2 separate regions of the Mus musculus genome follow, and region 2 is linked to region 1. The links are chromatin loops, found by intact Hi-C in ENCODE. Cell type or tissue: heart. All regions are shown on one strand.

Region 1 (2,500 bases):
TAAGCTACGTTAAAGACTAACGTTAGTTTTTTGCTTCACGCACTTATCAAGTTAGAACCTCAAAACATTTATCAAATTAGAACCTCAAAAACCTGGGGGGGGGTTGTTTGTTTGTTTACACAAGTTTATCAGTGCAGCATTATAAACTCCAGTTACACTTTCACATTCCTGGTTTGGGGAAGCCAATCCCGAGAAAGACTAGCTATTAATCTGCCCAAGGTCAACCAAAGAATTCTGAAGGTAAGTAACGGAAACCACCTCTCTGGACCCCGCAAACCCTAGGCTATAAACCCGGACTAAGAGAGCCCCGGGAGGTGCTTTGTTGAGCTAGGTCCCGGGCCCGCCAACCTCGAAGCCTTACCTCTTTGGGGTCTCCAGATCCAGTGAGCATCTTTCGTTCGTCCTCTAGTCCCATGTCGGGAGCCGGTTTGGGATCCAACAAGCGCAACCAGAGTAGTACTCCACTTCAGGTTTAAGAAGGACTAGTAAGGGTCACTCGACGGATATCCGGCGACCTGGCCGGAAGTGCGGCATACTCCTCGTAGTCCCGAACACACGCACAAATTGGGCTGTACTACTCGCTAGCTACGAGACGTAGGGGGAGCTGCTATATACGCCTGCAAAGAATTTGCTAAGAAACATCCTTTCGGTCACTTCTTGCCCAAATGTGTTGATCTACAGTATTTTTCCAAGTAGTATTCCCTAAGATACTTGAGTCATCTGCTCCTCTGTTTGACGATCTTTTAATGTTGTTTCTGTTCTTCCCCATATCCCTTATGGAGCGGTCCTAAAAGCTGACCTCTTCAAGATGGCGGCCCGCGGGTGTCATTCTCGGGCTCGCGCACCTCCCCAAGATGGCGGCGCCCGAGGCCTGGCGCGCCCGGAGTTGCTGGTTCTGTGAGGTAGCGGCAGCAACGACCATGGAGGCCACGTCCCGGGAGGCGGCGCCAGCGAAGAGCTCGGCCTCGGGCCCCAGCGCTCCCCCCGCCCTGTTCGAGCTGTGCGGGCGGGCAGTGAGCGCCCATATGGGGGTTCTGGAGAGCGGGGTGTGGGGTAAGTCGCGGAGTGAGGGGCGACCTCCGGCAGCGAGCGGGGGCGGCCCGGCGGCCAGGGGGCGCGGGGGGCGAGGCCGAGAGGCCCGGGGCCAGGCCCAGCTGGGAGCCCCGGGAGTTCGATGGTGGAGTCGGAACAGAAATTCCGTGACTGACAGGGCGGGACGGAGTGAAGCCTGAGACCGAGGGAGCCGGTGAAGCCGAGCCGCGGCTCGCCTGGGGGGCGCGGGGGGCGAGGCCAGAAGGCCCGGTACGGGGCAGAGCTGCCAGGGCCCTAGCGACGGGGGCTGGAGTAGCAGGCCGGAGCCACAGGCTCGGAACTGACACTGGGCTGGACCGGACTGAACGGAGGATTCTCGGATCTCGAACCGACGGGGCAGGGATGGCCGGGCTGCCCCGGGGCAGGGACCGACTTTGGCAGGCCCGACCCGAGGCAAGGAGGCCAGGCCCGCAGCCACCTGCGCTGCCGGCCCGGGGCCTCCGCTGTCCGCCGGGCACACCACCGGTACCTGGACTCCGGGAGCCCCGCGGATGGGCGGGGTGGGACAGCCCAGTGGAGAGCGAGCGAGGGACCGGAGTCGCGGGGAGAAGCCGAAAAGGCTGGGAGCGCCGTGGCCTGTTTGACGGCCCGAGCGAGGGCTGAAGGGAGCGCACCGACGCCCCAGACCTCGCTGCTAAACTGAGCTGCGGGTCTGCCCGCCGAGCAGGTAGCGCCGGTGGCCTTCTGGATGGACCGGGGCGGTGGTGGAGAAGGTAGGAAAGTGAGTGGAGGGCTCCGGGAGACGCTCCGTAAGCACGGACAGGCTCGGGAGACCGGCCGGCGGGAAGGGCCGAAGAGGCCTCAGGCCGGGCAGGGGCCAGGGTATCCCGGACTGCGGAGCTAGAGTCGGGTGAGACGCGTCATGGGGAAGAGGCCTTGGGCCGAATAGGAGGGAGCCGAGGCCTTAGTTGTGAGAGCGGCCGGTACGGAGGGGCTGGACCCGGCTAGACAGTCCGCTCCGCTCCGGTGTGAGCCAAGGCCTTCTGCTCCCCGACCAGATGGCAAGGAGGCCCTGCTGGAGGAGGATACCGCAGGCCAGCGGCCTGGCAACTTAAGCGGGGAAAGGGTCCACGACGTGAAAAGTGAGAGTAGAGAGTTAAAGAGAAAGTTAGGGCCTTCAGGGGAGACAAGGGAGGGAGGCCATGGGCCTGACAGAATTGGTGCTAGTGGAGTAGGGTCAGGCTGAAGTTGGATGAGATCACAGGTCGGGCCAGACGGAAGGTGGAGGAGGAGAGGGTAACATCAGAGGAGGCTCCTGGCCTTGGAGTGTGCAGGGGATGTGCCACCGGGACTATCCAAGGTGGTGGTGACATCTTTGCCAGAAGGCAGGCCCTGGTCCGTTAAGAACTGAGAGTGAGGGTTTTGTTAAGCCCCAGGAGGTGGGTTTGCAGGATTGCTGCCCCAGAAT
Region 2 (2,500 bases), 150 kb after region 1:
TCAACTCAAACACAATGGGCTTTGTTACTCCAGTGTAAAGAGGAAACAGCCGTTTTGGCCTCCTCAGACTGTATTGTATGGCAGGATGGCAATTCTAGGCACAGGTTAGCTATTCAGGGTTCCCCAGCAAGTTAATTAGCTGTTTCTGAAATGCATGAAAATGTTCAGCATTTTTTCTGAAGCAAGTCTCAGAACTTTAAGCTTGGAAGGAGGGACCTGTGTGTTAGGAAGTGGGAAACAGAAAAGCGCCTTTTTGGTAGGGGAATGCAACACCTGTGACTTACCACAGAAAACACACAGACACTGTAATTTAAAAAATCTATTTAATTCTTATTTCTTTATTTTCTGATTTGAGTACTAGAACTGGAGGGCTCGATGAGATGCCTCACTCTTTGCTTGAGCGTAACTATGGGTTCTAAAGTCCTTCAGTGTGAAGCGGAGTAGCGGGGGGGGGGGGGGATGACTCCCCAAGGAACATTCAAGGTTCAGGTACCCTCAGGGAGTGTGTGTGTGGGGGGGGTGGGGTGGGGGACGATGGGGATCTTGTCTGGACAGAGAGTCCTGCAAGTGGGCTTGGCGACCTTTGCTGTATCTGATGATTTAACACCGGGGTAGGGGAGGGCGAACGCAGCAAGGTGAAGAGGTTTGTGAGGAGGAACTCTGCCCAGAGACTTCCAATGGAGCAGAAGAGTGTGCGCCCCGCCAAGTGACAGCACGCCCCGCTGCCGCCGCTCCCCTCCCCCCGCAGCTAGTCTCCAGGCAGAAGAGTCTCGCGCCAGCCCGTTCTCCCCCTCGTCACTCGTCCGGGAGGACCGAGCCACAGCGGGAAGCCCCGCCAGTCTCCGGGCAGCTTGAGCCCCCGAGCGCTCGCCCAGCCTGTCAGTAACCGCCGTTTGCGCCTTCTTTCTTTCTCCACACCCCCTCTTCTTCCTCCTCTTTTCTTTTCCCCTCTGCCTTTGTCCCGCTTAGTAACTGAGGTCCGACCAATCGCCGCCTTACCGGCCGGCGCCGGCTATCTCCTGATTGGCTCGCTTGGGGCGCGCAGCCGTCTCCGCTCCTCAGCTGGAGCAGGGCAGACAAAAGACGCAGGCTCGGGCTCCGGCAACCGGGCTCAGCCAATCACCATCCGCCCCCCACTCTTGGAGGAGCTCGCGTGCGCCCGGCTCCGACTCCTGGCGAGCGGCCAGCGCCCGGACTGTACCATTCTGAGCGAGGCTAGGGGGTAATGGCAAAGTCTGATTAAAGTGTCGAGTCTCGCAGGCTGACGGGGAGAGTTAAAAGTCGAAGCGGAGGGTGGTGGCAGTCTTCATTTCTTAGGCACTTGACAATCTTTGCAGTTAAGGTGCAAAGGAGTGGAAAGGACAGTCGAGCTACCGGCTCTTCCTCCTGTCCTGCCCGGTTGGTTGGCGCCTCAGCGGGGGTGGCAAGGGGGGAGGGCGGGGGAGGAGGTCCCCTCAGCGCAGTTAAAATGAAACTCTAGTGGTTGGAGCCAGGGCAGAGCGTGAGGGGAGCCGGCGCTGTCGTGGTTACCTTTACTACTCGGGCACAGTCGAGCTGACTGGACTCTCCAAGGGGTCGCCATCCCGAAGCTGCGGAAGCTTGGGTTCCCAGCCTGACGCGAATAGAGCCCGAGTCCCAATCCCAGAGGGAATCGCTCTCCGCAGACCAGTGGGACCCCGAAACTTGAACGCAAACCCCCTTTTCAAGCCTTTGTCACTTCCCCAGCTTTCTCCCAACGCGTTCTTTTTTCCCCCTTCCTCTCCATTCTCTCTTCTCCGAAGGACACAAAAGTGGCTTCCGCTGAAAGATTAGGAGGCGGTGGGAGCTTTTCCCTTTGGAGAGCGATTGTGTAGGAAGGATTTTCGGGAAGCTGCTTTTTAACACCACTGCTCTTTGCTTTCCGAGCTTCCCTGTAACCCTCTGAGGTAAAAACCCCGTAGCTTGAAAGTTCGGGGTATTTTGTTGGGTGCTTTAGGAGGAGAGAAGAGGAGGACCTTGTCCTCATCCTAGTAGTTTGGCTGGACTTGTACTGGCCGTTGGAAACCCCCAAGTACATTTCCGTGTGGAACTTTTGCAAATATATATTTAGATTTTAAATATCAGATAAAAGATATATATGCTTTTTATATATTTCCCGACGACCTGCCCCTGACAGCGCGATGTACAATACGGTGTGGAGTATGGACCGCGATGACGCAGACTGGAGGGAGGTGATGATGCCCTATTCGACAGAACTGATATTTTATATTGAAATGGATCCTCCAGGTATTTGAGAGCAAACTTGTTATTTTTATTATTTTTTAAAATTTTTGGATGGGTCTGATTTGTGCTTAACAAAACCCCGGTGACGTTTTCAGGCCAGAAGTATTCTTGGGTGCGCCAGGTTCGGGATGAGGGGTAGATTGCAGTTATAGCTGCAGTAAAACTGCTCTGGCTTACACCTTTAAAGTTTGCAGTTAGGACCCTGATCCCATTGTCCTGAGGGGGTGGGGGCGGGGGG

What was found. A loop is a pair of places that touch in the nucleus more often than their neighbours do. Peaks named below come from ENCODE experiments on the same cell type or tissue, not always from the same donor. Only the 100,000 strongest peaks of a DNase experiment are listed, where the experiment ranks them.
Region 2: it touches region 1 in a loop (3-fold over the local background); 1 of 42 quality-filtered maps calls a loop at or near these places.

What each region holds. Positions count from the first base shown.
Region 1 is chr4:116,074,555-116,077,054 of GRCm38, forward strand. Uqcrh (ubiquinol-cytochrome c reductase hinge protein) reads right to left here and starts at 516. Exons shown (of 4, transcript NM_025641.3): 1 at 362-516. The coding sequence starts at 415. It overlaps Lrrc41 (leucine rich repeat containing 41), which reads left to right and starts at 715. Exons shown (of 10, transcript NM_153521.2): 1 at 715-1,053. The coding sequence starts at 855. In heart, a CTCF peak has its summit at 1,332; DNase peaks (open chromatin) are centred at 477, 927, 2,087 and 2,347; H3K4me3 peaks cover 2,500 bases; H3K27ac peaks cover 2,500 bases.
Region 2 is chr4:116,220,149-116,222,648 of GRCm38, forward strand. It overlaps Pik3r3 (phosphoinositide-3-kinase regulatory subunit 3), which reads left to right and starts at 1,460. Exons shown (of 10, transcript NM_181585.6): 1 at 1,460-2,265. The coding sequence starts at 2,160. In heart, no CTCF peak of the experiment used is centred here; DNase peaks (open chromatin) are centred at 1,043 and 1,493; H3K4me3 peaks cover 2,500 bases; H3K27ac peaks cover 2,500 bases.